Regions from separate parts of the Homo sapiens genome. Here region 1 is linked to region 2. Evidence: read pairs that join two places in POLR2A ChIA-PET (ENCODE). Cell type or tissue: Caco-2. All regions are shown on one strand. Each heading gives the region's core, and the rest is flanking DNA. Links, peaks and the distances in the headings are about the cores only. Region 1 overlaps HCK (HCK proto-oncogene, Src family tyrosine kinase). Region 2 holds the start of XKR7 (XK related 7).

The links. Peaks named below come from ENCODE experiments on the same cell type or tissue, not always from the same donor. Only the 100,000 strongest peaks of a DNase experiment are listed, where the experiment ranks them.
Region 1: POLR2A ChIA-PET joins it to region 2 with 20 read pairs; 2 of 35 experiments call an interaction of 5 or more read pairs at or near these places.

The regions. Positions count from the first base shown.
Region 1 is chr20:32,061,162-32,077,430 of GRCh38, reverse strand. HCK (HCK proto-oncogene, Src family tyrosine kinase) reads right to left here. Exons shown (of 13, transcript NM_002110.5): 2 at 5,649-5,769; 3 at 4,070-4,112; 4 at 3,613-3,715; 5 at 2,710-2,808. Among named protein-coding and RNA genes, the nearest start is that of HCK, 17 kb to the right of the region's middle. RefSeq lists silencers at 1-129, 9,716-9,765, 12,474-12,523 and enhancers at 5,259-5,759, 12,784-12,863, 14,793-14,862. In Caco-2, for the core only: no CTCF peak of the experiment used is centred there; no DNase peak of the experiment used is centred there; H3K27me3 peaks cover 131 bases.
Region 2 is chr20:31,967,758-31,984,026 of GRCh38, reverse strand. XKR7 (XK related 7) reads right to left here and starts at 15,876. Exons shown (of 3, transcript NM_001011718.2): 1 at 15,268-15,876. The coding sequence starts at 15,851. RefSeq lists enhancers at 7,286-7,787, 10,950-11,449, 11,450-11,951 and silencers at 11,567-11,861, 15,426-15,603. In Caco-2, for the core only: no CTCF peak of the experiment used is centred there; a DNase peak (open chromatin) is centred at 8,682.

The DNA.
Region 1 (16,269 bases), core at 5,082-13,081, 93 kb before region 2:
GGAAGAGATGTCTTTTCTTATATAAGGAGGAAGCATCTGGGAGGACTCACGAGAAACTGGTTGCTTCTGGGGAGGGGAAGTGGCTGGTTGGGGACAGGGTGGGAAGAAGACTTTTCACTCTTCTGCATGCTTCCCCACATTTGCATTTTGAAACATTTGAAAGTATTGCCTATTTCAAGGGAGAATGAGAGAAACCAAGATTCCATCCCGCCCTGATTCCCAAGGTCCCAGTTGTGCTCCCCAGAGGCAACCTCTGTTAGCAGTTTCTTGATTCAGACACAAGGACCCCTGAGTGCCCTGAAAGGACACATATGTGTATTCATTTGTTATTTTTATTATTATTTTTTGAGATAGAGTCTCGCTCTGTTGTCCAGGCTGGAGTGCAGTGGCGTGATCTCGGCTCACTGCAACCTCTGCCTCCCAGATCAAGCAAATCTCGTGCCTCAGCCTCTGAGTAGCTGGGATTACAGGAGCCCGCCATCACACCTGGCTAATTTTTGTATTTTTAGTAGAGGCAGGGTATCACCATGTAGGCCAGGCTGGTCTTGAACTCCTGACCTCAAGTGTTCCACCTCCCTCGGCTTCCCAAAGTGCTGGGATTACAGGTGTGAGCCACCACACCTGGCCAGATATGCGTATTTAGATCAGTGGTTCCCAAGCTGGGTCCCTGGAGCAGCAGCAGCAGCAGCTGCCTCACCCAAGAACCTGTTAGAAATGCACATTCGGAATCTGACAGTGGAGCCCAGAAAGCACTTGTTAGCCGGCAATCCAGGTGATGCTGTTGCTGCTCATGTCTGAGAACCCCCCATCTAGGTTATTTTGCCTTTGTCTGCAAATGATAACCCCCCATTCATGTTGTCTACACCCTGCGTTTTCCACTTAGCAATTATGTTGCCTTTGAGAAATAATGCCAGCCACGCCTCCTCCATGGTTGCTGCAAGGACTACATGAGGTGACCCAGGGATTCTGTAAGTGTTCAGACCCTGGAGTGGAGAAACAGAGCATGGGATGACCCAGGGCAAAGCCTGGAAGAAGGAGAGAGAAACAGCTAAGAGCCCCCAGTTCCATGATCACTAAGAAGGGGTGACATAATTGTTTTTTTTTGACAGAGTATCGCTCTTGTCCCCCAGGCTGGAGTGCAGTGGCATGATATTTCAGCTCACTGCAACCTCTGCCCCCTGGAGTCAAGTGATTCTCCTGCCTCAGCCTCCCGAGTAGCTGGGACTACAGGCACGCACCACCACACCCAGCTAATTTTTTTTGTATTTTTAGTAGAGATGGGGTTACACCTTGTTGGTCAGGCTGGTCTCGAACTCCTGACCTCAGGTGATCTGCGTGCCTTGGCCTCCCGAAGTGCTGGGATTACAGGTGTGAGCCACCATGCCCAGCCAGAAGGAGGTGGCTTTATAATGGGAAAAGCCTAAGCGTTTTCATTTTTAACAGGCAAGCATCCCAAACCCATAATACCATCTAGCTAGAAAGAGGAGGCAGAAGAGACAAAACAATGGGGACTGTCATTTGTCAACTTTTGATTGGCTGGTTTTTAATGGGATGTATTGCCACCCCACAATGTAGTCATCTTTTTACTCATCAACCTCATCCACCATACAGAGAACATCTCCAGCAGGGAGCCCCATCTAAGTCATCTTCTAACCCTGGAATAGGGAATCAACAGGTATCTGTTGGATGATGGATGGATGGATGGATGGATGGATGGATGGATGAATGGATGGATGGATGGATGGATGACTGAAGTATATTTTTAGAGTCAAGCTAGACACAAGAAGAACCCACAGCCAAGAACGATGGGTTATGGAGAGCTCCTTGAGGGTAGGGATATATCTTATTTGTTTCCACAGCCCCTTAGGCTGGCACAGGGCTTGAAGAGTCATGAGCATGTGCTTGTCGAATGAATCAAATGAGGGATGGGCCAGGTGCAGTGGTTCAGGCCTATAATCCCAGCATTTTGGGAGGCTGAGGCGAGAAGATCACTTGAGCCCAGGAGTTTGAGACCAGCCTGGGCAACACAGAGAGACCCCCTCTCTACCAAAAATACAAAAAAGAAAAAAATTAGCTGGGCATGGTGATGCGCACTTGTAGTCCCAGCTACTTGGGAGGCTGAGGTGGGAGGATCAACTGAGCCCAGGGAGGCTGAGGCTGAAGTGAGCTGTGATGGTGCTACTGCATTCCAGCCTGGGCAACAGAGTGAGACCCTGTCTCAAAACAAAACAAAACAACAAATGAGGGACGACTGGCCAGGTGTGAGCTGTCTCACCTCTCCAGAAACCCTCCTTGGCAAGACCGTGTGCTTCATTCAACAATATTTATTGAGCACTGACTGCATGCCAGCCTGTGCCGAGGATGCAGAAGCAGACAAAGTCCCCGCTCTCACCAGCTCTCTTCCTTGCAGGGCAGGCAGAGAATGCACGTGTAACCAACCAAAGAAACCAGGTCGTTTTGCTAGTAAAACATGTTCAGAAGGGATTAAAACAGGTTTCCACAAGACAGAGTCACAGCTGGGACCCACTTTAGCCTCTCTTCCCTGACTGGAAGGATGAAACCTGAAGGAAGAGAAGGAGCCAGCCAAGCCCAGAGCCCTGGGAAGAGTATGTGCCAGGCAGTGGTACAGTGTGTGCAGACGTCCTGAGTTGCAAACAAGGCTGGCTTTGCTCATGCCTCTTTCTGGAAGGTAGGAAATAGGATACTTACTCCTCTGTCTCCAGAGAGTCAACGCGGGCGACATAGTTGCTTGGGATGTAGCCCTCCTTCCGGGTGGCCAGGGATCGAGCCTTCCACCACTCCCCGGATCTGAGGGACATGAGGGAGTAAAGGTGTTAGGGACAGAAGGATCATTCTCCAGTCTCCTCAAGCTCCCCAGCCTTGACCTAGAAAACTCCCTGCCTCCAGAAAGCCAGTAGGGTGAAGGACAGGGCTGTGACTATGTCAGCCCCAGCATGTGGCCATGATTAGGGTAGGGATCCTTACAACAGTTCCTGCTGTGCATCTGAGGGTCTGGAATCTCCCTGTCCACAGCCCAGAGCCCTGGGTCTCTGGCTCCACTCCTTTTCCCTGGACTTGCAGCTTTGGTCTTATTAGCTATACCCATGGCAGGGTCCTGTGCCTATAGAGACTCAGAATGGTTCAGCTGGGGCTGAGAATAGGGGAGAGTGGGCTTGGGAGTCCGACCAGGCATGACCACTCCCGTTCTCGGGCTTCAGCACATCCTGGACACTATACCCATGATGGTGAAGGCTGTAGGAGATCCGAGGTGGCAAACTCAGAGATCCAAGGATTTCCAAATGCAAGGTCGACTCGATGGGGCCTGGTCCACAGGTAAAGCCGGTGGCTTAATCGCAGGAGCCCTAGAAAGGCTTCCCTGAGAAAGCGTCACCTGTTCATCTCAGGCTGGACGTGCACTCTCAGTAAGTGCACAATCCCCTTCATCCAGGTTGACAGCAAACCCTTCCTCCACTATTGTGATTAGCTTCTCATTAGACATTTATACCCAGGATAAGATAGCCCATCTATCAGGTTCTTTATGGAAGCACAAAAGAGCACATAGTTGAGTAGAGGAGGCAGGTCTGTCTTAGGGGGAGTGGGATGGGGACTCACTCCTCTAGGACCACCATCTGGTCCCCCTTCTGGAAGCTGAGGTCTTCGTGGTGAATGGCCTCGTAATCATACAGGGCAACCACGATGATGTCCTCAGAGCCTGCTGGGAAGGGAGACACACAGAGGGTGAGGTTTCGTCTAAGTGCATCCACAGCCCTTGGTGACCCTCACCCGGCACCTGGAACAGCTCCGCACCCATCGATATGTGGTTCCAAGTATAAGTAGGCGTCTCACCATGCTGGGTGTGATTCTCAAGTTTAAAGCTAAATATGTTTTGTTCATGTTACTAAACAGCGTTCTAGAAACACAATAGCCTGCGCAAAGCACTTCAGAGGAAATTTTGGGGATTCTCGACAGGGGTTTGACTGTTTGGGATTTATGCCTCAAGCTAAGGGAGAACCTAGCGGAGTCCTCTGCAGGACACATGACTCCACTGCATCTGCTCGTAGATACTTACCCTCCCTGATTCCTGGTGTGTTGCTGTTGTGGCTATTAGGCCCCTGTGGGGAAGAAATGAGAGAAGAGAATGAATCTGACCAATGTGTGGGGACCCGTGGAAGGTCTGTGTTGAGAAGGACACCCAAGAGCATCTTACCCTAGCCCTGCATGTCGTGGGAGGAGGCCCACATACGGCAGGGGACATGCCTGGCACCACACGGCACATTAGGGGCAGAGCCAGCAAACAAAATGGTCCAGATTTTTTGTTGTTGCTGTTGTTTGAGATGGAATCTCACTCTGTCACCCAGGCTGGAGTGCAGTGGCGTGATCTCAGCTCACCGAAACCTCCACCTCTCGGGTTCAAGTGATTCTCCTGCCTCAGCCTCCCAAGTAGCTGGGATTACAGGCGCATGCCACCATGCCTGGCTAATTTTGTATTTTTAGTAGAGATGGGGTTTCACCATGTTGGCCCGGCTGGTCTAGAACTCCTGACCTCCCAAAGTGCTGGGATTACAGGAGTGAGCCACTGTGCCCAGCCAGGATCCAGGTTTCTTGAGCTGTGACCTCGGCCTTCGGTCTTGGATGTACCGGGGGATGCTGCTTGACCCCTCCCCTCAACACACAGTGAAGGGGTCGGTCCAGATCAGTGTTTTCCGACTAAGTTTGGAGAAATCACAGGCCCACCAGTGATTTATATTCCATAAATAAAGGCTCTGTTATGTATGTGAAACAATCTAAGTGTCCATGCAAGGGGGAAGTGACACCTAAACTATGGCATTCTAAGCAGCTCTTTTTTTTTTTTTTTTTTTTTTTTTTTAAAGAGACAGGGTCTCCCTGTATTGCCCAGGCTGGAGTGCAGTGGCGTGATCATAGCTCATGCAGTTCGAACTCCTGGGCTCAAGTAATCCTCCTGCCTCAGCCTCCCAAAATGCTGGGAGTACAAGTGTGAGCCACTGCACCTGGCCTGTGTTTTTATTTTCAAGAAGAATGTATTTGTGTGTCACACAATAGGATTATTGTGAGGATTAGGGTGTTAATAACCGTAAAGGCTTACAACAGTGCTGGGTTCATAGTCAGCTTTGTATAAACATAAAAGAAGTTGGTAAATACCTCTCCTAGCATGACTGCTTCTCTTTTTACAACTCTTGCTGTTGTTCCTGCTGCTACTCTTGGTCTTATACTCACGCAATTATGGTTGGTACTATTAGTATGACAATTGTTACTGTATTTTTGCAATGCTGCTGATACTACCATTACATTGTCACTTCAGCTGCTATCATTACTGTTCACTCGTTTCTCAGCACTGCTTTTGCTTCTGCCCAGGCCGGAGGCCTGAGATGCTCACTCACACCTGTTTGGTGGAGCTCAGGCTGAGGGGCCAAGCCTGGGCTGCAGGAAAGAGAGATGACTTCTTTGCCCCTATGCATGCTGGCTGGCGCTGCGTCCCGGAGAGTCGAGTCAGGACACTGTTGGTGGCCAGTCAGCTCCCTTTCACCCCAAGCTCACCCTGCCCAACCTTGGGAAGACAGGAGGCTGTTAGGGCAATGTTGGGGCAGCATCCGTCAGCCCCCAGGGAAACTGGGACCTCCCCTACTCACCGGCTTGATGGTGGATGTGGGATCCGGCACGTACACAGGACAGTGTGGGCTGGCGCTGGTTTCAGTTTTTGAGAATGTATTGCCTCCGACCTGGAGGAACTTGGACTTCATGCACCCCATCCTGCAGCAGACAGAAGGGAGGTGAGCCCCAGTTACCAAGAGCCTCATGCGGGGAAGTCTTCTGATGCTGGCATTCCAGGTCCCCTGCCCCCGGGCTGGCTCCCACTGGCCTTCCCGGTCTTAACTCCCCTGCCAGCTCCATGCACCCTTATCCTCCCCACATGGAACCCACTCCATCCTTGCCACCTCTGGGCTTCCCCATGTCCACGTGCCACAGCACTGGCCCAGGGCTGACAAGCTGTCATTGTCGTGGGTACCAAGGACCAGCGTGATGGATGTTTATTCAGAGGATGGCATGAGGATAACAGAAATGTAACAGGTAGAGCTGTTGGGTGGGCACTGCCAGCTCTCAGGTCAGAAAGCCTCAGCTGATCCTTGGCCCCTCCACCCCACCAGCACCTCACTGACCACTTTCCTGCCCCTACCCACCTCTCAGGTCTTCATCGGCAAAATGGGGACAATAATATGACCTACAGTGGGGAAATACTCAGTGCAGTGTCAGGCTCAGAGCAAACACTACAGAAAAACTGCAGTATTATCAGATGATAAATTGCCATTTTTATATTAAATAACAAGATGAGGTCACATAACATGGCTCAAACAATCTAGTTTGTCAAGGCACCGTATTACTGGTATCAATTTATAAATTGCTTATAACTCCTTCCCTCCCTCCCTCCCTCCCTTCCTTCCTGCTCCCCCTCCTCTTCCTTCCCCCTCCTCCTCCTTCCCCTCCTCCTCCTTCCCCCTCCTCTGTCCTCCCTCCTCCTCCTCTTTCTTCGTCTTCTTCCTCTTCCTCTTCCTCCTCTCTTTCTCTCTGTCTCTCTCTGAGTTGTTTGGTAATTCATTCATCCATTTACACAGCCAAGATTTACTGGGCACTTTTCTAAACTGTGAAGAAGAGAAGCAAGTTCACGCCCTCAGGACCTCAACTGCAGCCGAATGGGAGACAGAGACAATAAACAGGCCAACAAATAAATAACAGGGCAAATTGAGTTAATGAAAAGTGTGAGGACAATAAGAGAGGATGCTGTGGGGAACAACAGGTCTGGCTCTTTTAGGCAGGGCATTTGGGGAAGGCCTGTCAGAGAAAGGGATACAGAACCTGCGGTCTAAATGACACAAAGGAGCCAGTGAGGGGACACTCTGAGGGAAGAGTGTTCCAGGCAGAGGGAACAGCAAATGCAAAGGCCCTGAGGCTGGCATGTGCTTAGAGAGAAGTTGGAGGCACTGAAAGCAGGAGAGTGTAGCTGAAGCTCATGGGCAGGGAAGAGGGTGGTTGTGACAAGGCCACCATATCCTGTAGGGCCAGTAAGGACTTTGGATTTTATTCTAAGGATGATGGAAAGTTTCTGGCAGGAGAATGATGGGATTCAATTTGCACTTTAAATAATCCCACCGGTGGCTGAGTGAGGCGTGGACAGTGGGGAGCAGGGGAGGGAACCCTGTGAGAAATCTGCCAAAATTGTTCAGGTATGAGATGATGGTGGCCCAGGGTAGTGTGGGGGCAGAGAGGAGGTAAGCATTGGACAGGTTTGGGGGACATTTTGGAGGTAGAGCTTGCAGACTTTGCTGCTGTATTGAATTAATTTAAGGATGCTTAAACAAAACACATTTACTCCAAGTAGAGTCAAAACATAATTGTAAAAGTGGAAGAAATGTTTCATTTCTTTTCTCAAAATGTGCACACACATTTGCTGAGAAGGCAGGCTGTGACAACCACATAAGGAAGTGCTTGCTTTTCTCATCTCTGCACAATTGCCATTTTCTTCTAAAGCAGTTAGAACTCAGTTATACTTATCTTGTTAAAATAAACATGTATTTGTGGTTTAAGGAAAAAAACCCCAAACTCCTAGGCTTAGATGAGTTACTTTTAAAAATGAAAAAAGATTCCTTTTATTTACAAGGATTTACCTCTTCTGGTGGGAACTGGGAAAGATTTGCCACCTCAAGACTTGAGCGGTTTTGCTTTGTTTGTCTTTTGGAAATAAAATAAGGAACACATTCAGACTCTTGGAGTGCTGGATCATTAATTTGAAAAATTATCATAATTAAGCACAGATTTATAATGTACTTGCATGCATTTAAAACTGAAACCAGCATCTCTCTTTGAGATAAATGTGTATTACAGTTCTGGGAAATTAAACGGGCATCTTGTGTGACATATATGACATAAAATTATATCACATTTCGTGTGTTTTGGTCAGCATAAAGATGTTCTGGGAAGAGCAGCACTGTGTGAGGTAGGGCAGCTCACTCTACCTCTCTGGGCACCCACTGATCTGCAGCTGTGAGTCTTGTGATTTCCAATCCATGCGCGTTGAGCACCTTGTATGCTTCACTTACGTGATCAATGTACATATTCAAGATGGCCACAGGGTCCCGAGGGAGGGGTCTCAGAAGACCTGTGTTCATTCACAATCCAAGGCCATCTCTGAGAAAGGGTGGCAAGGGTTCTACCTCATAGGGTGGTGGTGAGCACTGAGCAAGTTGATGAGTGTAAAAGTGCCCAGCATGCAGTAAGCGCTGCAGAAACATTAACCACAACTATTTCTGTTTACTGGCAGACGTGACACTGCCCCGGATCATGAAGCAAGCACAGTTTGCAATTCCTCTGGCCCACAAGCCTAGAGATACTGCAACACTGGAGAAGTTCGCTTTTTTTAAAATAGGGAATTCCCATGAGTTCCATTTTTGCACAATAAAGTGTGATTTGTTTTCTCAGAGACAGTCTCGCTCTGTCACCCAGGCTGGAGTGCAGTGGTGTAATCATAGCTTACTGCAACCTCGACCTCCCAGGATCAAGTGATCCTCCCACCTCAGCCTCCTTAGTAGCTGGGACTACAGTTACAAACTACCATGCCTGGCTAATCTTTTAAAATTTATATTCTGTAGAGACAGGGGGCAGAGAGGGGGGGCAGGTCTCACAATGTTGCTCAGGCTGGTCTTGAACTCCTGACCTCAAGTGATCCTGCTACCTTGGCCTCCCAAAGTGCTGGGATATGAGCCACCATGCCCAGCTGAAAGTGTGATTTTTCTGAAAGTGATACACTGGCAGGAGTCAAATTTGTGTAAAATGTGATTGTCTCCCTAAATGAGAGAACCATGTCTGCTGCCTGGTGTGGACTGGGCATCAGAAATGTCCATGTTCATGGTCACTAGGCCCAGAAATGTCATGTGAGCCACAAATATAAGTTAAAGTTTTCTACAGCCAGGTTTTTAAAAATTAAAATTGAAATTTTATTTTATTTTATTTTTTCCTTTTTTAAAAAAAAATTATTTTCATTTTACTTTATTTTTATTTTCCTTTTAAATTTATTTTTAGTTTTTATTTTTTTTTAATTTTCATTTACTTATTTATTTTTTTGAGATGGAGTTTTGCTCTTGTTGCCCAGGCTGGAGTACGGTGGTGCCATCTCCACTCACCGCAACCTCTGCCTCCAGGGTTCAAGTGATTCTCCTGTCTCAGCCTCCTGAGTAGCTGGGATTACAGGCATGTGCCACTACGCCTGGCTAATTTTTGTATTTTTTAGTAGAGACAGGGTTTCACCACGTTGGTCAGGCTGGTCTTGAACTCCCAACCTCAGGTGATCCGTCCTCCTTGGCCTCCCAAAGTACTGGGATTTCAGGTGTGAGCCACTGCGCCTGGCCTATTTTTCATTTTTAAAAAAATTTTTACATCCAGGTTTCTTAAAGTAAAAAGAAACAAGTGAATTAATTTTAAGATGTATTTATTTTACCCAATATATCAAAATTATTAACATATAATAAATATAAAAATTATGAATGAGATACTTTACATTTTTTTTTGTACTAAGCCTTCACATCTCAGTGTGGATTTTACTGTTAGAGCACATCTCAGCTATGACTCCATCTGTGCTCAACAGCCGTCTGTGGCTCAGAGCCACCATATGCAAACATGCAGAGACAGAATGCTCCCATCACTGCAGCACAGGAAAGGCTGGTGCTCACACCTGCGTTCCTCAGTGCTTAGCCCAGTGTCTCCTGGCACACAGTAGGAGTGTCATGCACAGTGAGTGAATGGCTGCATGCCTGGCGTGCCATACTTTATGTAGTAGGAAGTAAAAGTGTCTGAGCACCATAAGACGGGGCAAAAAAAAAAAAAAAAAAAAAGTAAAAGCATCAGGACATTCCTGCTCTATGACCGAGTTGAGAAGGGGAGACTGGACACACAATTACATTCCGAAGCCACATACTAAGAAGCTATTAGGAGATACAAAAAGTAGAATGGTGGTTGCCAGGGGCTGGGGGAAGGGGAAGTGAGGAGTTAGTGGTGTTCAATGGGTGTAGAGTTTCAGATGAAATGAGTTATGGAGATGGATGGTGGTGAGGGTTGCACAACATGCTGAATGGATTGAATACCACTGAAGTGTACACTTGCAAATGATTAGGATGGAAAATTTGTTATGCATATTTTACCACAGTTTTAAGAATGAAAGAAAAATAAGCTACTAGGGAGTGGTAAACATAGGAGGGGCCATGCAAAGATTGCTAAAATACTTATTGGGTGAAAAATGCAAACTGCAAACATGTACATCAAACCACTCTTCTAAAATGAATTTATGTGCCTACGTGTATGTTAGTAAGTTCGTATAAAAAGCAACCTGTTTACAATAATAATTGAGCAGCAAGATAATGAGTTGGGTTTTGAAGAACAGGGAGGATCTGAATAGATAAAGATTGGGGGAAAGTCAAGAATACTCCAAAGAAGAACCGACTTCCAAAAAGGATTTGAAGGAGCTTATAATATTAAACCATACACAGAGCACTGCAAGACTCAAAAAGGGTTACTCTACACCATATAGAAGGGAAAGATTATTGAACCAGAAGCCCAGGGTGGGACTGCTACTACCATTGAGTACTAGATTTATCTCTGAGCTTCCTAGTAGCCAAGATAAAAATGGAAACTTGTACAACATCACCATAAGATCCCAGGAAGCACAACAAATTGTCTGTTGACAGAAACAAATATTTTTTGAGTATAAATTCAAAAGAGAATTTGTTCTGTGGCTCCTCATAAAAAGGTCACTGGGGCTGGGTGCAGTGGCTCATGCCTGTAATCCTAGCACTTTAGGAGGCTGATGTGGGTGGATCACTTGAGGTCAGGAGTTCGAGACAAGCCTGGCCAATATGATGAAACCCTGACTCTACCGAAAACAGAAAAAATTAGCCAGGTGTGGCGGCGCACACCTGTAATCCCAGCTACTTGGGAGGCTGAGGTAGGAGAATCGCTTGAACCCGGGAAGCAGAGGTTGCAGTGAGCCAAGATCGTGCCACTGCACTCCAGCCTGGGAAACAGAGCAAGACTCTGTCAAAAAAAAAAAAAAAAAAAAAAAAAAAAGTCACTGGAGGGCACAATGGACAATTTCTTCAACTGTGATTTGTCAGCAGAATCTATAGTATGTTGGTGAGTGGTTCCCAAACAGATGGTGCTGATATTATTCGGGTGAGTTTGGGAACAGGGGATGGGGTGAAGGTGGGGAGAGAATGGTGGAAGAAAGAGGTTTATGTAGCCCAGGGCCTCTCTGCAGAGTGCCTTGTGACAAAGTGGTTTGAGTGAGTTTAGAAATGCAATATGGTGCTCAGAGTGTGGCTAGCGTGAGAACCAGCAGCCTCAACCTCACAGGGGAGCTGTAAGAAATGCAGAATCTCAGTCCCCACTTCCCAAATCAGAATGTGCATTTTAACAAGGTTCCCAGGCGATTCATGTGAACATTCTAGCCAAGAAGGCTAGAGAACCTCTTTTGCTCCTGCCTCCTCAGCATCTGTCCCTCTTCAGATAACAGTACCTGGATTTTCCTTTGGAGAACCAGCTTTCTCCCACTTAGTGCATGAAGTTTGGTGGGGCCGATCCCACCCTTGCCTTCAGGAATTGGCAACTTGACACAGGCCTGGCCAATCAGAGAATCCCATATCCTCTGGCCCCCTGGCTACAGAGATTGGTTCAGTTGTAGGCATATACGTCCTCCTCACTGAGGCAGTCTGCCCTGGGATTTTGCTGCAAAAATTAGGGAAAAAGCACCCTCTTTCTATAAGGATTGTTGAGATGTAGGAACCTGGAGTTCTTGGAGGCCACCTCAACATCATCAAGGTAAAAGCTGCTTTAGAGTGAAGCCACCAGAGAGGACAACAGAGCTGAGGTATGGAGATAAAGTAATTCCTGAAGATAAATTGAGCACCTGGATCCAGCTATGCCTGAGGCCTATACACCTCAGGATTTTTCCAGTCCACGAGCAAATAAATTATCAATTTTGCTTAAGCCAATTTGAGTTGGGTTTCTGCCATTTGAACTCAAAAAGTCTCCACTGATTCTTGCATATTCTTGGGTCACACTCTGGATTGAATGAACCAGTATCTGGGAGTGAGGTCCTGGAATCTGTAGTTCTAACAATTCTACAGGAAATTAGTATATACACTAAAATTTGAGATCCACCAATGTAGCAGAATGAAGGCTGAACTTGGGAGTCAGAATACTTGAGTTTGGATAGCAGTTCTGCCACTGACTGGGTATGTGACCTTGAGCAAGTCATTTGCCCTCTCTGAGCCTTATTTTTCTTTCCTGCTAAATAGGAGGCCTTGCTTCTCAGGCTTGGCCTGAGGTCCTATGTGACTAGGGATGTGAAGGACTGTATAAAACTTCTGCATACGCATTTCTCATCTAATGTGCTTCAAAAGCACGCTCTGAGAGCAGAAGCAGTCTGCCTGGTTGCACACCCACTCAAAACTGCTGATCCCTGGTAAAGATACTTCCTCGGGCCACTGCCGTCCCTGGGAACCTGAAACCTGCTCCTCACCGCCTCAGCCTCTGCTGAGTGAAATGAGAGAGGTCAGCTTGCTTGTGCCTGGCTGCTTCCCAGGGTTACCATGCTGGCTGTGGAAAACTCAGAGACTCGGCCTGTGCTCTCAGAGTCAAGCTCAAGGGGGAGAGGCCGGGGCCTGCCTGAGCATCCATCCAGTGGGCTGGAGATGGTTTTCTGGGAGCTTCTATGCTTAAGCAGAAACCTGCAAGGGCTGAGGGTGTGAAGCCCTGGATTGTGGTCCCATCTCTGCTATAAGCTCATTGTGTGATGTTAGGCAAGTCTCAACTTGTCTCTGAGCCTCAGTTTCTCCAAATGTGAAATGAGATGTTGGATTAGAAGTTCTCTGAAAGAAGAAGCTGCAGCTCTTTCCTGCATAGAATCCATTCCCCCCTTCTTCTAACAACAGTTCTCCAATTTTCCTTTGGGAATTACTCCGCCCCTAGTCTCAGTTTATGGATTGGGATAGAGTTGACTCCAACCCCTGGCTGTAGAGGTGGATCTGTGACCAAATCAAGCCAATGAGAGTTGCAGTAATAGAAGCAGAGATGGGTGGATGGGCGCGGTGGCTCATGCCTGTAATCCCAGCACTTTGGGAGGCAGAGGCAGGTGGATCACCAGAGGTCAGGAGTTTGTCCAACATGGTGAAACCCCATCTCTATTAAAAATACAAAAAATTAGCCGGGCTTGGTGGCAGGCATCTGTAATCCCAGCTACTTGGGAGGCTGAGGCTGGAGAATTGCTTGAACCTGGGAGGTGGAGGTTGCAGTGAGCCGAGATTGCGCCATTGCACTCCAGCCTGGGTGACAGAGAGAGACTCTATCTCAAAAAAAAAAAAAAAAAAAAAAAAAAAAAGAAGTAGAGATGGGCATGTGATTCAATTCTGGCCAACGAGAGCCAGCCCTTGGTTTCTAGCTGGAAAAAAAGGCCTGCAGCAGCAAGGCAAACCCAAGAAATAGAGAAATGCAGACTCTCAGCCTTGGATTAAGCCTCGCCTGAAGCTGATATCTCAGGGATTTTCCAGTAACCTCCTTCTTCTGCTTGAGCCAGTTTTGAGTTGGATTTATTTCCCTTTAAACATCAAAGAGTCTTGCCCAGTGCAGAGGGAATTCTTATAAGGGATTGTGATTTGCACTCAAGTGCAAATGGCTGATGGCAAAGACCTCCCTGATACCAGGTTTTGGTAGAAGAGAAGGTAAGATGGTACTAGACCTATTAGAGTAGGTGAGGATGGGAGGAATATGGACCTCATTAAGCTGATGGCACTGAAGCCATGCCTTAAAAGGACCTGGTTATAGAGACTGGGTGCAGGGGCTCATGCCTGTAATCCCAGCACTTTTGGAGGCTGAGGTGGGAGGATTGCTTTGAGCCCAGGAGTACAAGGCTGGTCCTGACAACATATCGAGACCCTGTCTCTACCCAAAAAAATTAGCCAGGCATGGCGGCATGTGCCTGTATTCCCAGCTACTTGGGAGGCTGAGGTGGGAGGATCACTTGAGCCTGGGAGGTTGAGGCTACAATGAGTTGTAGTCATGCCACTGCACTCCAGCCTGGGTTACAGAGCAAGAATGTTTCAAAAAAAGAAGCACCTGGTATCTAATAGGCCCCCCATACACATTCGTGTAATGGATATATTATGTTCTACTCTCTATGGACCTCATCATACTTGGCTGAAGTCAACAGACCAGAATTATGAAGTTATTTTTCAGATAGGGAAATGGAAGCCCATGGGAGAGTGGGTCCCCCGGCTAGTCAGTGGTAGGTCAAACTGGCACTCAGCTCTCCTGCCTGTCATCATCCACTGAGGTCAGCCCCAGAGGCTGTGGGCGATGAAGGGGAAGGGGAGAATGAGGAACCCAAACAGAACTCTCAAGAAGGCAGACCGCTGGGGGCCCAGGGCTTAAGGCTGTTCAGTTACAGGAACTTTCCCTTCTCAGAACAGCTCAGCAATGGGGGTGGGGAAAAAGTATTTCCTCAACAGGAGCCAATTCCCTGAGCAGTGCCTTGGGGGTGCAGAGCCCAGCAGCTCCCTCTCCTCGGGTTCCCTGACTGTCTTCTGAATGAACTGTCTTTATCCCCGAGTGACTACTGTCCCTAATAGACAGTTAGGGGTCACTCCTGACTTCTCACGTCTTCCCTTTACTGAGCCTCAGCTTCTTTCTCATAGAGCTCAAAACTTTGATTTTGCAAACAGGAGGAAACTTGGGAGATCAAAATCTTCATTGGACAGGTGGAGTAACAACCCCAAGAGGCTGCGTGGGCCCTGGCTCACACGATGGCGAGCGACAGAGCAACACACTAAAGGAGAACTCAGGGCTTTGATCATTTGCCTGGCTGAGCCATAGGGCTGGCTCTGAGATGCCTGTGTTCCAAACACTTATTCAACCACATATAAAACTCATAGCATGTTCAATGTTACTCTTGGGACACTTGGTCAATTTCAGAATTCCAGAGCAACTGTGAACCTTCTTGGAATGATTTTATCTCTAAGGCAGGCAGGAGGCAGGGCAGTTTGAAAATAGAGCATGAGATTTGAAGTCAGATAGAGCTGGGTTTGAATCTGCATTCTGCCTCTTACAAATAAGTGAGCCTTTAAAAATGTAAGTCATCCTGGGCATGGTGGCTCACACCTGTAATCCCAGCACTTTGGGAGGCTGAAGCGGGCAGATCACCTGAGGTCAGGAGTTGGAGACCAGCCTGACCAACATGGTGAAACCCCATCTCTACTAAAAATACAAAAATTAGGCGGGCATGGTGGCGCATGCCTGTAATCCCAGCTACTTAGGAGGCTGAGGCAGGAGAATCGCTTGAACCCCAGAGTCAGAGGTTGCAGGGAGCCGAGGTCGCACCACTGCAGTCCAGCCTGGGCAACAGAGTGAGAGTCCGTCTCAAAAAAAAAAAAAAAAAAAAAGGTAAGTCAGATCGCATTCCTTCTCTGCTCAACCCCCACCCAGGGTTTCCGTCTCACTTGGAGTAAAAGCCCAAGTCCTCTCCAAGGTGGGTAAGACCTCCACAATCTGATCCCCTCCTCAGCCTCTCAGATCTGTCTCCTTCTAACTCTCCCTTGATCATTCCACTGGAGCCCTCCTTGCTCTTCTTCAACTCACCAACTGTGCTTATACCTCTGGGGCATTGCATGTTCTGTTTCTGGAATATTCTTCACCCAGAAAGGCTCCATCACTTCCTTCAGTCTCTCTAATGATTGTACCTTCTCAGAGCAACCTTCCCTCATCACCCTGGCAAAGACAGGATCCTCTGCCCCCCAACTCCCATCACTGTCTAGCCTGTTCCCAGCTAGTCTTCATGCCCCTAACCACCTCTTAAACGTGGTGGCCATGAGGATGCACCTCTCAGATCTCCAACTGCAGGAGTACGACTGGAGAAATTGATCAGCGGCTCAGCTGCTGTGCTCTGAAGTCCATCACTGCTCTCATGGGCTGCTCCCAGCCAATGACTGAGTGTGGCAGGGAGACCGAAGCCCACCCATGTCTGGGGGACCTCTGTCAAGAGACTTTGGCCAAGGGCTCCTTAACAGCCTTGACAAACTTTCCTTAGAATGGCACGGCAGCTGGGCGCAGTGGCTCACGCCTGTAATCCCAGCACTTTGGGAGGCCAAGGCGGGCGAATCACAAGGTCAGGAGTTCAAGACCAGCCTGGCCAACATGGTGAAACCCCGTCTCTACTAA
Region 2 (16,269 bases), core at 4,939-12,938:
GCCTCCCAAGTGCTGGGAGTGAACCACTGTGCCTGTCCACTCCCCGCTATTTATTTATTTATTTATTTATTTATTTATTGAGACAGAGTCTTGCTCTGTCACCCAGGCTGGAGTGCAATAGCACGATCTTGGCTCACTGCAACCTCTGCCTCCTGGGTTCAAGCAATTCTCCCTGCCTCAGCCTTCCAAGTAGCTGGGATTACAAGTGCCTGCCACCATGCCTGGCTAATTTTTGTATTTTTAGTAGAGACAGGGTTTTGCCCTATTGGCCAGGATGGTCTCGAACTCCTGACCTCAGGTGATCCGCCTGCCTCGGCCTCCCAAACTGCTAGGATTACAGGCATAAGCCACCGTGCCCGGCCCCCACTACTTTTAAAATTAACTCTTCACCATGACCCTTGAGGTCCAGGAGGACACAACCTTTGTCCCTCCCGGGGACCCTCTCCCACCACCCTCCCTCTCTCCCATGCTCCAGCTCCTGCTTCCTGAACACACCAAGCTCACTCCAACCCCAGGGCCTCTGCCTAGAAAGGTCCTCACTAACGCCTGTCAAACTCTCATTCTCCCATCTCAGCTCAATGTCACCTCTTCAGAGAGCTTTCCCAGCCATCCCCCTCACCACTGCCTGTAACCCCGCAAAGCACTTCTGCAGCCTCTCTGGTCACTTTCTGTCATGTTACCCTGTTTTTTTAAGTAACACACATCACAACCTGAAACCATCTCATTTACTTGTTTACATATTTATTGCCTGTCTTTCCCCTAGCACTGCAGGCTCCATGAGAGTGGGGACCATGTTTATGGTGTCCTCTGCTACATGCCCAGTGCCTGGCACATCGTTAATGTACAGTCATTTGTTGAGTGAGTGAATGAATGAAGAGAGTGATTATACTTTATAAACTCTGCTTTGTAAACTTCTTAAGTAAAAGTGGCCAAGAACAGAGGGAAAGAACCCAGGTGAAAGAGTCAGGCCTGGGCTCAGATCCTAGCTCCATCTCTTACTGACTATGTAGCCCCAGACAAGTTGCCTCCCGTCTCTGGACCCATCAGCCCAATACCCATTTACAGGGTGGCTGTGAAATCAGAAAGTAGTAATGTGTGTAAAACGCCCAGCTCAGTGTTGGGCACTTGATCAATGGAAGGTTTCAAGGAGCTTTTTGAATCAGAGGCCCCATCAGTAAGAAGGAAGTTTGGTTTCTGGCACAGCTGAGACCCACTTCTAGGCTGGCTTTCCCCTGGTGCTCGTTGAACCTGTCCCCGAGGGACACTGGGTCAGAAAGCACCTTTGGGACAGGTTCACAGGGCAAGTATTCTTTGGGGTCTCTGCCTGCCCCCCAGAAAATAACTACCACTCATCAAATACCTTTTATATGTACTTCGCTAAAATCTTCACTGTGGTCCTGTGAGGTTCATGGACATAATCTCCATTTTCCAGATGAGGAAACTTAGTGTCAGAAAAGGGAAGGTTCATTTGACATTTATTCACCAAGCCTTTTTTTTTTTTTTTTTTGAGACAGAGTCTCTCTGTCGCCTGGGCTGGAGTGTAGTGGCTCGATCTCAGCTCACTGCAACCTCCACCTCCTGGATTCAAGTGATTCTCTTGCCTCAGCCTCCCGAGTAGCTGGGATTACAGGCATGCGCCACCACACCCCAGCTGATTTGTGTATTTTTAGTAGAGACAGGGTTTCGCCATGTCAGCCAGGCTGGTCTCGAACTCCTGACCTCAGGTGATCCACCCACCTCAGCCTCCCAAACTACTGGGATTACATGCATGAGCCACCATGCCCAGTCCACCAAGCACTTTTGAGTACCTTCTATGTACCCCAAACTGTGCTAAAATGGCTCGTGGACACAATGGTGTGCAAGACAGACCCAACCCACTGGTGGAACTCAGTTTAATGGGGACCTGAAGATTAACTAAATCATCAAGTAAACATGTAACAACAAGCATGTTCCATGGGCTCCAGAAATGCTCCAAACAGAGGTCCCTGCTTCAGCACTGTGGATGGCAGTGCTATTGGAGGACAGCCAGGCCCAGCTTGGGAAGGGTGTGGCAGTCAGGGAAGGCTTTCTAGAGGAGGTGACTACTGAGCCACGATCTGAAGCAGACATAGGAGTTAACCAGGTAAAGGAGGCAGGGAAGGTAGCCTCTGGCTGAGGAAACAACATAGGCAAAAGTCCTGAAGTGGGAGGGAGCAGTAAGTGGTCAGAATGGCTGCCGTCAGAGAAGGAGGGAGAAGAAAGGGAAGAAAGCACGACACGAAGTGGAGACGTGAACCATGGTATTTGGCCTTTATCTTTTGTTTTTTCTTTGTTTGTTTGTTGGTTTGTTTGTTTTTAGACAGAGTCTCACTCTGTTGCCCAGGCTGCAGTGCAGTGGCACGATTTCGGCTCACTGCAACCTCTACCTCCCAGGTTCAGGCGATTCTCCTGCCTCAGCCTCCCGAGTAGCTGGGATTACAGATACATGCCACCACACCTGGCTAATTTTTGTATTTTTAGTAGAGACGGGGTTTTGCCATGTTGGCCAGGCTGATCTCAAAATCCTGACCTCAGGTGATCCACCCATCTCAGCCTCCCAAAGGGCTGGGATTACAGGCGTGAGCCACTGTGACTGGCTGGTCTTTATCTTTTTTATTGTTGTTGTTGTTTTTGAGACAGGGTCTTGCTCTGTTGCCCAAGCTGGAGTGCAGTGGCGCCATCTCAGCTCGCCGCAACCCCTGCCCTCTGGGTTCAAGTGATTCTTCTGCCTCAGGGGCATCCCAAGTAGCTGGGACTTCAGGCGTGGGCAACTGCACCCAGCTGATTTTTGTATTTTTTTTTTTTTTGTAGAGACAGGGTTTCACCATGTTGATGGGGCTATTCTCAAACTCCTGACCTCAAGTGATCACCTCCCTGTGCCTCCCAAAGTGCTAGGATTACAGGCATGAGCCACAGCACCTGGCCATTTTTTTTTTTTTTTTTTGAGACAGGGTCTCACTCTGTTACCCAGGCTGGAGTGCAGTGATGAGAGCACAGCTCATTGCGGCCTCGACCTCCTGGGCTCAAGCAATCCTCCCACCTCAGCCCCCTGAGTAGCTGGGAACATAGGCATATACCACCATGCCAGGATATATTTTTTTAAATTTTTAGTAGAGATAAGGTCTCTCTACGTTGCCCAGGCTGGTCTCGAACTCCTGAGCTCAGGCAATTCTCCTGCCTTGGCCTCCCAAAGTGCTGGGATTACAGGTGTGAACCATCATGCCCGGCCTGGTCTTTATCTTAAGAGTGATGGAGAGCCACAGGAAGGTTTTAAACAGGAAAGTGACAAGATTAGATACCACTTCTGCATGTCAGAGGAAGCATCCTGGCTGTGGGGAACAGATTGCAGGAGGGCAAGAGTGAAAGACAGGAGACCAGTTGCCAGGTGAGAGGTAAGGATGGCCCGGACACAGGGGAATAGAGTCTAGAGCCATTAGAGAAATGACTTGCCCAAGGTCACATGGCCAGAAAGCATCAGAGTTGCATCCCAAACCAGGGCTGGCCAACTCCCCCATTTCACCGTGGGGCATGGGAACCCAAATCTGGTCTATGGGTTCTCTAGGAAACATTGGGTTCCCAGCTATATAGCCTCCTCACCTGCAATGAAGCCCAGAAACTTTTGCGGGGGGTTGGGGGGATGGCCCTGAGGCCCCCTCCCCATCTGCCTACCCCTTAACGTTGAGTGCTCCTGCAAGAATACAAAATAGGACCTTCCTGGGGTTGTCAGCCAAATGAGTCATAAATGTCAGTAAAGAATGTGATTTTACACGTTTGGCTCCCATTTCATGTGGTGCTGGGAGCTGGAGCTGGGCTGTCTCCCTCCTCCTTAGCAGCCCCCTACAGAGTCACAGCACCTCTTTTTTTTTTTTTTTTTTTTCTGGGCTAAAGCCAAACATTTCCCAGCCACTAATTTTAGGCCCTAACTGAGAAGCTGAGACCCTCTCCCATCCCACTCACCCTCATCAGCTCCCAGCCAGCGTCCCTCTTTTGCACAGCAGAGGAATGGGCAGCCCCTCTTCAGCAAAGCATTTGGGGACTAGGTTCTGGCCTCCCACATCCCTCACTGTATGAATGCAGCCAGCTCTCCTCTCCTCTCTGGACCTCAGTTTCCCCATCTGTGAAATGGGTGCAGAGAAGAGACTAAAACCCAGGACCCCATACTCTAGCCCAAGGCCTTTTGTTCCCCCTTTCTCTCTTTGCTTGATATCCTCATGTGGATTTGGTATGTCATAAGCCAGTGGGGGAGGGGGTTAGATTCCATCCTCCCGATGGCATCTGAAGGTATCACGGGACCAAGGCAGGGAGAAAACATCACTTGTATCTGCCCCTAGTCTGGGTGTGAGATTCTACATGGTAGCCAGGGTCTCAAATGCCAATGCTTAAAGGGGCTCAGCTGCTATCATTATGAGGGACTGGGGAACTATGTGGCCTGTCTACAGAGGCAGCCACCTGTCAGTTCCAGCCAACTGATGCCCTGGGAGAATATGAGCCCAACATGGCTGGAGTTTCAATTTTTCAAGAATAGGTGGATATTAGGATATTTATGCAAAAAGAAAAACAAGGGGAAAATCTCAATTTGGAAATGTTCACAATAAATTAAAGAAATACCATATGAATTTTTAAGAAATTAGGCTGGTGTAGTGGCTTATGCCTGTGATCCCAGCACTTTGGGAGGCCAAGGTGGGAGGATCTCTTGAGCCCAAGAGTTCCAGGCTTCAGTAAGCCATGACTGTGGCACTGCATTCTTGCCTGGGTGGCAGAGTGAAACCTTCTCTTTAAAAAAAAAAGAAAAAGAAAAGAAAAAAAGAAATCATAATTCCATTTTGTAGGTGTGATAGCAGTATTACATATTTTAACAATTTTTTTTTTTTTTTGAGACAGAGTCTCACTCTGTCGCCCAGGCTGGAGTACAGTGGTGTGATCTCAGCTCACTGCAACCTCCGCCTCCCAGGTTCAAGCAATTCTCCTGCCTCAGCCTCCTGAGTAGCTGGGACTACAGGCGTGTGCCACCATGCCCAGCTAATTTTTGTATTTTTAGTAGAGACAGGGTTTCACCATGTTGGCCAGGCTGGTCTTGAACTCCTGACCTCAAGTGATCTTCCCACCTCGGCCTCCCAAAGTGCTGGGATTACAGGCATGAGCCACCATGCCCAGCAACTTAGCGATGTTTTTGAAGTCTATCTTTTTAGAGATGTTTGAAATTTGCTTGAAAATAACACGGAAGGGAAGGAAATGGGGTGGGGCCTGCAACTATGCTCTCTAACACCTACATGTTCAATGCTTGCCATGTATGATTATTTAGATTTTGATTAATTACAAGTAAATAATTACAAGTAAAGAGTTTAAAATTTAGTTCCTCAGTCATACCGGCCACATGCCAAGTGCTCTATAGTGGCTACTATATTGGATAGTGCAGATATAGGACATTTTCATGACTGCAGAAAGTTCTACTGGATGGTGCTGCCCTAGATAAAACAAGGTTGGCCAGGAATCAATAATTGTTGAAGAGAGGTGGTAGGGGATCATTATCCCATTTCCTCAACTTTTTCAAGTGTTTAAATTTTTCTGCAATAAAAGGTTTTAATAAAAAGTAAGAGAAGAACCAGCACAGTGGCTCACGCCTGCAATCCCAGCACTTTGGGAGGCCAAGGCAGGAGGAACACTTGAGCCCAGGAGTTCAAGACCAGCCTGGGCAATATAGTGAGACCCTGCCCCTACAAAAAAATTGTCTTAAAATTAGCTGGGCATGGTGGTGTGTACCTGTAGTCCTAGCTACTCAGGAGGCTGAGGCAGGAGGATCGCTTGAGTCTGGGAGGCGGAGGCTAGAGTGAACTGAGATCGTGCCACTGCACTTCAGCCTAGGCAACAGAGCGTGACCATCTCAAAAAGCAAAAAAAATAAAAAAAAAAAGTAGGAGAAAAAAGTCCTTTGCGGACCAAACCAACACTCTTGAGGCTGGATTTGCCCATAGGCCACTGATTTGCAACCTGTGGTCTGGTGGTTAAACATCATGGAAGCGAGTATCATAAAGTCCCAAGGATAGAGCTACAGACACAGAACTAAGGGGCTTTAGAGATCATCTAGTTTATCCTCCAGACTGAAGCAAGAGTCCCTGATACAGCATCCCTGCCAAAGTTAGCCACTTCCATCTGGACACCTCTGCTGATGTGGAGTTCACACCCTCGGGAACAGCCTGATTGACAGTGTGTTCTTGCTTCTATTCCAAAGACTGTGCCTCCCTTTACTTTGAGTTCGCATCTGCCCTCACAGTATCTCTGGAGCCATAGAACAACTCTCCTTCCTCGATAGGGGGTCAGTGGGTGAGAGTTAGGACCCCTTATGCCCCTGTCCTAACCCCATCTTGTTACTAAGCAAGTAGGATGGGCTGTGACTTGGGCCAATAATAATAGTCATTGTAGTAGATGTTTTCTGGGCATATACTATGTGACAAGCCCTGTGCATTTACATTATCTCAAGACATCCTTATAAAAACCTTAAGATGTGGATACTATCACTATCCCCATTTCACAGATGAGACAGGAGCTGTGGCTGGTGGAGCAACTTCCCCAGGGTCACGCAACTAGGATGTCATGGCTCCTTGATCTGCGCTGGTGCCCCAAGCTCTCAGCTACTCTGCTTTCTTGTCCAAGTCCTAGGAAAACTCACCAGAATTCTGAAGTTACTTTACAGATGGAGTAACTGAACCCTAGGTGCGAAGTGACTTGTCCAAGATTCTGATCTCAAAGGTTCAATCCAGTTCACACCAACATTTATTGAGTACCTACTGCATACAAGGAACTTGACTTCCTCCATCTCCTAAGTCAGCCACAACTGTATCATTCTGGGAACCCAACCCAGGGTTGTTCCTACTACCTCCTCTTTCCTTAGCCTTAGGCCGTGGACAGTTTTAAAGGCTGTGGATGTAGGCCTAACAGACCTCAGTGCTGTGTCCACAACTGCAGAAAGCTCGCACATTCAGCACCCTGCCAAATGCCAGCTTCAACTGGCTTCATGTTGCAAGAACCCACCATAGACCTCACTAGAGCTGGCTGGGTGCAAGACCACCAACAGTAACAGAGGATCTAATCTGTGCTAGTCACCATGGGAGACAGAAAGAAAAAGCAACAAAGCCTCAACTCCCCAGGGGTTTGTGATCCAGCGGGAAAGCCAGCCAGGTGGGTAGATGATCACAACAAAATGTGATCAGTGCTGTGGGGTAAAAAGGAATGAGTAATTGTGCCTGGGGAGGAAGTCTGAGGGGAAGAACCCAGAATGTTAACAGTGGGGACTTTACATTAAAATACAAATTTAAAAATACTTTTCTGGCCTGGTGTGGTGGCTCACGCCTGTAATCCCAGCACTTTGGGAGGCCGAGGCAGGTGGATCGCCTGAGGTCAGAAGTTCGAGACCAGTCTGGCCAATATGGTGAAACCCCGTTTCTACTAAAAATACAAAAATTAGCTGGGTGTGGGGGTGGGCACATGTAATCCCAGCTACTCGGGAGGCTGAGGCAGGAGAATCGCTTGAACCGGGGAGGCAGAGGTTGCAGTGAGCCGAGATCGAGCCACTGCACTCCAGCCTGGGAGACAGAGCGAGACTCTGTCTCAAAAAAAATAAAAAAAAATAAAAATACTTTTCTGATATTTTTTCTTCTGCTTCTCTAAACAATACATGATTGATTGTTTGTAAGAATACACTTAACTAGCAGAAGACAGTATAGTTTGGTGGTTCCACATGTGGGTTTGGGAGCCTGACCTCATGGCTTCAAACCCTAGCTTTGCTCCTTATGAATTGGAAGGCCACTCTTCTCTGTGCCTCAATTTCCACATCTGTAAAATGGGGCCAATAATGCTAGCAAACACTAACTGAGCACCACTATGTGCTGAGTACTGTGCAGAGCACATATATATTAATTGAATCAGCCTTCACAATGGAGACCTGGGTAGGGATTGTTATGATGCCCATTTCACAGATGAGAAAGCTGAGGTCCAGAAAGGTTAAGTGACTTGCTCAAAGCCACACAGCTCATATGTGGCAGAGCCAGGGTTTTGGGTCTACAGTTCTCTTCTTCATCCTCGCAGTCTCTACCTGGCAGGATTGTCAAGAGAAATGATCGAATCTAAGTCTTAATAAACAGTAAGTATAATAAATTTCATTTTTATACTGATTTTTAAAAAATAGACAAATCTATACATGCATTTTTTTAGCTAACTGAAAACCAGAGGCAAAATCTTCAAGCAATGCAAGAAATATCTACTTAATAAGTGGAAATCTCCCCTGACCCCACCCCTCCCGCCCCAAGAGATAATGAGCAGAGGGGAATCTCTTTATGCCTTTTCTATATTGCCTGAGGTTTCAACAAGAATGTATAGCTTTTTGATCAACAGACAAAACAGCCAAACATTTTCCACTTTAGAACAATGACTTTTGCCTGGTTGAGTGAGTGGGAGGTGGTTTCTGGGGGGCAGAGGGTAGCATGTGTGGGATTTGTTCAGAGAAAGCTTCTTAGAAGAGGTGGCATTTGAGCTCAGCCTGGAAGGACGTGCAGAATTTCACTGGGAGGAGACTGGAAACTGGTGTTGGGTGTTGCTGGAGGAAGGACTGCAGGCAATGGAGAGCAAGGGGGTGGGGAGCAGGTTGTCATGTGGGTAGAGCAGGGAGGAAAGACAAAAGATCAGGGGGCAAAGGGCCTCAAAGCCAGGCTAAAGCACAGGGACTTGCTCTAGGGACATAGGGGAGCCATCGCTCTGCCTGCAGGTGGAGGCGGGATTGGGGGTTGGGGGTGATAACCGGAGGCTGATAGGATTTCCCAGGGGAGGAATTTGGATGCCCTAACAAAGGCAGGGTGGTGAACAGAGAGGCCAGAGAAGATCCCAACCATCCTCCCTCCTCTCCCCAGGGACCTGCGCCCCAGATGCTGGGTTCAAAGCCATTTCCTGGCAGCCCTCCGCCCTCCCACTCCCCAGAGCTTCTCCTGTGTGGTCTTTATAGATCAAACAGGGGACGCTGGGCCCAACCGCCGCCGCTGTGTCTGTTAGGAGCAGCTCTAATGGTCCATGGCAGCTGGATGGGCAAGGGGAGGAGGCAGGGTGGGGGTGGAGAGCCTCCTGGAGAGGGGTCTCCCAGGAGGTGAGTGGTGAGGCCCAAACTGGAACAACCCTACAAAGGCAGAGCAGGGAGGAACCTCATGGATGGTCACTGAGTTCAGGGGACTGTAATCAAGTGTCAGCTGTAGGACAGATTATTCAAAACAAAATCTTAGACATGTCATAAAAGAGACATTCAGAGATACTTGGGTTAAAATGATGGAGACAGGGCTATAAAACACAGTTTGAAAATGATGGAATCCAACCCCTGACCTGTTTTACAAATAACAATGTCTAATTATCATTGTTGAGAACTTCCTATGTTCCAGGCACTGTGCTGAACACTAAACATTATTTAATTTTCTACTACCTCAAGCACCATGCGATAGGTGCTATTATTAGAGTGTCCATTTAGCAGATGAGAAAATCAAGGCACAGACAAGTCATGCCACTTGCCCCAAATCACAGAAAGTGGCAGGTGCAGGATATGGCTGATTCCAGAGAGTGGATGCTGAACCATTAACTCTGGCCCCAGTGGAGAGACTGAGGACCAAAGAAGGAAAGAGGTCGCATTAGCTCAGCCTGAAGCAGACCCCCATCCCTGTTGCTACAGTTTGATCCAGTCTCCATTGTCTCTCTCCTGCATCTTTGTAGCAGCCTCCTCATGCATCTCCAGGCTTACTCTGCCTCCCTCCAGTCTATTCTCTCTCTTTTTTATGCTTTTTCTCTTGAGATGGAGTCTTGCTCTGTCACCCAGGCTGGAGTGCAGTGGCTCACTCTCGGCTCACTGCAACCTCCACCTGCCAGGTTCAAGCGATTCTCCTGCCTCCGCCTCCCGAGTAGCTGGGATTACAGGTGCGCACCACCATGCCCAGCTAATTTTTGTATTTTTAGTAGAGACCGGCTTTCACCATGTTGGCCAGGATGGTCTCGATCTCTTGACCTCGTGATCCGCCTGCCTCGGCCTCCCAAAGTGCTGGGATTACAAGCGTGAGCCACTGTGCCCGGCCCCTCCAGTCTATTCCCCACCCAGCAGCCAGAGTGGACATTGCAAAACACAAGTCAAGATCATGTTCCTTCTCTGGCCAAATTATCCTGGGCTCCCCGTGTCATGAAGAGTAAAAGCCCTAGTCCTTGCCATGGCCTCTGAGGCCCTGCATGACCTCGCCCCTGCCAATCTGTCCACCAGCATCTCCAAACATGCTCCCCTCACTCTATTTCTGCCACACAGGCCTTCTCCTTGCCCTTCCCTTTTCCTTTGCCTGCAAAACCCTCCCCAAGACCTCTACACAGCTTGTCCTCACCTCGTGCAGCCCTTTGCCCACATGCCACCTCCTTGGAGAGGTCCACCCTGACCACCCTATCTCAAAGAGCCACACCTCTCCCTGGCACTCCAGTAGCTCCCTGCCCTGTTTCATTTTTTTCCCCATAGCACTTATCACGATCTGGCCCAGGTATTATATATCCCATATAATATATATCATAGTTTATTTTCTTATTGGTTCCTTCATTAGGCTATTGAGCTCCAAGAGGGCAAGGACTTTGTCTTGTTCACCACTCTATTCCCAGCACTTAGAACAGTGCCTGGTATACAGCAGGTGCTTAATAAATGTCTGCTGAATGAATGACTGCAGATTAAATGAATGACTGCCATGTCATTATGGCTTCAAGGGACTTCAGGACCCCCTTGCTGTCCTGCCATGTGCTCCGTGAACAAAGCTTTGTTCCACAGGGAGCAAAGCCCAAGCTAATGCACTAATCATTGCCAGCAGTTTCTGAGCATTTAACGATGGAATGAGCCCTTTGCTGAACCCTTACACATTATCTCATTAAACCTTGAAACAACCTAAGAGGCGGGTGGGTACAATTTTGGTCCCTAGTTTACAACGGATGAGAGATTATTTGCCTTGTCAAGGTCACATATAAGAAGTAGTAAAGTCTGGATTTAAACTGAGGACACTTGAATCTAGAGTCCGTGCTCTCAACCCTCTCAACCGTTATGCCAAGAATGTAGTTTCCCAGAGGGGAAATCCAGAGCCTGACATTTCCTTCCAATAGGTCACTAACTCATTCCAGAACTTCTCTGTCATGCAGGGCTTCTTAGGTGACATAGAGTGCAGTGTCTGGGCCTATGCATAGAGAGGGCATTAGAGGGAGGGCCCCTAAATCCCAATTGCCTAATTTTCTCCCCATTTTGGGGTTCCCAGATCCCGAAAGCCTGGCAGGAATCCCATGTCAGATCGTCTCCCACTAATTGGCTTAGCAAACCATGCTTATCTGGGTGAAGCTGGGGCCCACTGAGCTCAAGATTAGGAAAAGCAGGATTCATGGCTTACTGCTCTGCTGCCTACAGGGTCAGAGGGGACAGGGTTAGGACTTTAATTAGCTTAAGAACCCTGGGCAGTTTAACAGCTCAGAGAGTTTAAAGGGAAGGGAGGGATGAAGTTGCAGGTTGGTGTCCAGGCCACAGCCAGCTTCGTGCCCCGCCAGAGGATCTGTTTGCTGTTCCCTCAGAGTTCAATCTCTCTGTGCACAAAGATATTGTTCTGGCATGTCCCAAAGTAGCCAGTGTGTGGTGTAAAAGATAGAGCTAGGTTTGGGACTGATCACCTTTCCTCACTTCCTCAGTGGGTGACTTTTGGACAAGGTTCCTTATCTGATAAATGGGTATATCAATAGTCACCAGGGGGGAGGGTTTCAGAGTAACATGAGATCACATGCCTGAAACACTCACACAGGGCCTGTGGGGACACGGTAGGTGTGCAGTGTCTGTGTATGCTTTCTCCTCCTCTCTCTCTTCAGAGCTTCATTTTATGTTTAAATTAGTAATAAAATCTTCTGTGTGAAAAGACCTTATCAATTTGAAGAGCTAAACCAGAGGTTACAAAGAAGACAGGCTAATAAATATGTTTCCTTTGGTTGACACTATTTTTAAACATTTTAATTAGTAGTTAAATTTTGGAGAGTTCACGGAAAAATCCCAATTTCCCATTTCTCTTGAGAAATCAAGACTGGGTCCACGATTTCTCATGGCATGATCAGCTGGAGCTTCCCTTTTCCTCGGACACTACTTGCCCCTGAATGTCCTCTTGTCTGACACCCCTTGTATCTTATGGTCTTATGGTCTGTTACCTGCCTGGGTCCTCAAAGCATTTGAATTTTTAATTCAGGATTTTACAAGTCTAAGAGGTTGAAAAATATCTTCATGATTATAATTATTTTATTCAGAATTGAGGAAATGGGATCAGGAGGTGAGTGACTGCCTAGCCTCCCAGGTGTGATTCTGGAGGACTCAATCACACATCTCCCTCTTCATTACCCCAGGCCCCACCACTCAGAACATCTGTGGGAACATCTCACGTGGTAAGCAAATGTGCTGGGCCAACATTGCTTAATTTCTAGGAATGCCAGCCCCTGCAGCTTCTCTATACCTTCTCTGGGTTTTCCCTCCATTTATCCAGGCCCTTAGCCATTTTAGAATCCAAAGATTTTGGGGGCAAGGGCCCAGAGGCTTTTGCTTTGGCAATAGACCCAGAGTCAGAATTTCAGGAATGGGAAACTCTTAAGGTCATCACATTGAATCTCATTTCACACACAGGGAAACCGAGACCCAAAGATGGAAAGAGCCTTGCCCAAGGTCACCCAGCAAACTATAGTTACAAACTAGGATAAAGATGTCAGCCTCCTGACCAGACCACCCCCGAATCCAGCCTTTTCCCCACAATACACACTGTTCCCGTCCTCACCCACATAGTTCAACTCCCTGCCCCTCTTTTCACATTCTTATCTCAGTGCAACAGAAGCCCTGACTTTCTATCATACTGGAATCTTGGAATCTCAGATTCATACTTCTTTAAGCTTGAGGGACACTTTAGTGGCAGAATTACAAGGTGGATAAATTGAACTCAGGCTTTAAAGGCAGAGAGCCTGGAGTCTCAGCTCTTCAAGTTCCTAGCTGTGTGACCTTGGACAAGGATGCCCCCTCTCTGAGCCTCCATTCCCTCATCTGTCAAGTAGAAATTATAATGCTAACCACATGACAGGATGATTAGAAGGGGTACAGGAAATAAAGCAGGTAAAAAGGCAACCAGTAGGCTTGGCACAAAGTCAGTGTTTAATAAAATAATTGTTATAGAACTGTAAATTAGGGCTTTCATGTCTAAGTGAAATAGTACAGATATGATCAAAGGGAAAGATGGACAAATTAGAGCACATAGACTCTTTCTAAATTGTTACAGGATTGATACTGCTAGATCCAATTTTTTTAAAGGGAAGCTACGACTCTGGGTTTTTAAAATACTATGCAAGCCACACAAAACACTTCCACAAGCCACATTCAACCTAAGAGCTATTAGATTGTTATCCCTACAAACTTATCTCATCCCAGCCTCCTCATTTTGCAAATGGGAGATAGTAGAAATAGCTAGTCCTTTTATCCATATCCAAGAAACCATAGAGCTGAGGGGATCCTTAGCAATTCTAGCTACTCCCCTGGGACCCCACACCCATGGCCATTTTTGCCCTATTTGAGGGAAACTCAGTTTATGCTTAACAAAGAAGAGAAGTATTAGTTTCTTGTAAGTGGATTCTGAATGGGGGGATAGCCAGTGAGTCGAGGGGCATCTGGCCCACTTTAGGCTGAAGGAAAAGGGGGATGAAGCTTCCTACCAAGAATAGGAAGTTACCATTTCAGAATCTAAAAATATCTTTCACCATCTGTCCACTCGGGCACAGAATGATAAATGCAGATTAGTTCCTGGATGTAGACATGAATATTTTTATGTGTCACGCTAATAATAATAACACCACCTTGTGTGGATAGAGCTCCGCCCCCTTTTCCTCCAGGATAAGCTAAGTGGAATATACACATCATCTTGGCAGGAATAGATAGGGAAACAAAGGCAGAGAGATTCGACAACACAACAAGAGTGACACAGCAAGTGAGCAGCTGGGACAAACCCTAGGAGTCCTGTTTTCAACCCTCAGCCCCAAACTGAATCTTCTGAGTTAGGCAGAATGTGTTAACAAGTAGCAGAATAAATATAACAACAGCAGTAATCACCCTTTATATCTCTAGAGTGACTTTTTCCATGCTTTCCCCACACTCTTAAAATGTTACAGTCTGCAGGGCCCTCATGCAGACCTCTCACCTGACCATCCCAACAGGTAAGAATAATGCAATGATAAGACAATGAGATAAGAGGAGTAGGGATTCTCCCTCATTTCACAGAAGAGGAAACTGAGGCTTGGAAGGAGGAGGGCGGCTTGCCTAAGATCATATAGTAAGCAAGTTCATTCTGTTAGAGCACAGAAGGGCCTAAGCTACTAAATAGCAATTCAGATTCAAGAGGAGCCCTAGGTTTAGAATTCCTCCTCTCTCCACTTAACTCAGTGCAGCAGGCACCCTCAGTTCTGGCAGAGGAAGAAGACTGAAAGTGGGCAGCTTGAACAAAGCCTCAGTTTTGCCTTACCAGTTCGGGATTAAAGGGCAGCCAGTGGCCATCTAATCTCAGATTCAAGATTCCAAATCCCCTTGGCCCTGTTGGAAGGGGAGGACCCTTAGCTGGGGGAGAGGGGGTCATAGGAAGTAGAAGGAGCCTGAGGGCTCCCCAGTTGGGTCCAGCATATCTTTCTCCAAAAAGTCCAAGAAGTTTAGGCGGGATATTCATTTAGCTGTCTCAAATTCTGTGACTCTCCTTGCAGGTTGTGAATGAGCTGCAATTCTGAACTGAGGATCTTTGCGAGCAGGAAAGGACTTCTGAGATCTTTCCTGAGCCCAGGCTTGGCACTCAGGCAGAGAGGAGTGGGTTATGGCAGAATAGGGCCCTGTGGTCCTGTTTTAAGCTTCACATTTATCTTCATGAGCCCCGGGTCCTCCCCACTCACGCACACCCCTGAGGATCTCTTTCTCTCCTTTCTTGAACCATCCCCTCCCCTCTCGAAGGCCAGGTCAGACCGGATGGCACTGGGGTTGGTCAGGGCTTGGGGGCAGAGGTCAGGGAGAAGCCGACTGAGAAGAAATTAGAGCTGCAATGGGGTGGGGAGGGGGGGAGGTCAGGACAGGAGGGTAGCCCGGAAAGGTCAGATCAGGGCTGGGACGTCAGGTAGCCCTTCGCCACCCCCACTCCTCGGGCTCAGGTCCCTCCACCTGCGCTTCTCCTACCTCCAGACCTGGCCGAGCTGCAGGAGGTGGACGAGGGTCTGCAGCAGCCAGATGCAGAGGCGGCAGCAGCGGCGGCGGTAGGCGCTGGCCGAGGAGGGCGCAGGCTGGGGACCCGGCTCGGGGCTGCCTTCTTTGGTCCGGAAGGCGCCGGCGCTGTCCTTGGTGCTGATGGCGGCTCCGCCGGCTACGCTGTCCTTGGTGCTGACGGCGGGTCCCGGGGACCCTGCGGGCTCCGAGTAGTCGTAGACGAACCAGCGGAAGCTCAGTAACTGCACGACCAGCGAGGGCAGGAGCACGAACAGCAAGGTGAGGCTGAAGTAGGTGTGTTGATTCTGCAGGTAGTAGGAGGCCGCCAGCCACAGGTCCGTGGCACCGTCGGAGAAGAACACGAGCAGCGCGCACAGCACCCAGCAGCAGTCCCGCAGCTCGTAGCGCGGCCCCGGGCCGCCCGCCCCGACGACCCCCGGGGGCCCGGCCGCCGCCGCCGCCTCCCCGCGCCCGCCGGCACTGCCCCGGGCTCCACCGGCAGCCCCCTCCGGGTCCGGGCTGGCCGAGGCCGCCGCTCCATCCGACTTCGCGGCCATGTTGGCGGAGAGGGAGGCGGGGAGCGACTTCCGGGCGGCGGAGGGGGGTGCGGCGTGGGGAGGACCCTGCGCGGGCGGCTCCTCTTCCTCCTTCTCCTCTTCTTCCTCCTCCCCTCCACTTCAATTATTCATTCTCCTCGGCGCCGCCCCGCCCCGCCCCCACCCGCCTGAGCTGCGGCCGAAGGGGGGGCAGCCCCCGGGAATGCGGAAGCAGGGGAGGCGGGGCGCACCCCAGGTCACCCTCTCCCTCCTTCCTCGGAGGCGCGGGGCTCCAACCCCATGCTTTCTGTCTCTCATCTCCCCTCGGACTGCACTTCCTTCTTTTTTGTTTATCGCCTCCCCCTTCCCATTCTCTCCACTTCGTTTTTCTCCTGTGTTCACCTCCAGTGGCCTGGGTCTGACGGGGGGGTGGGTGGGG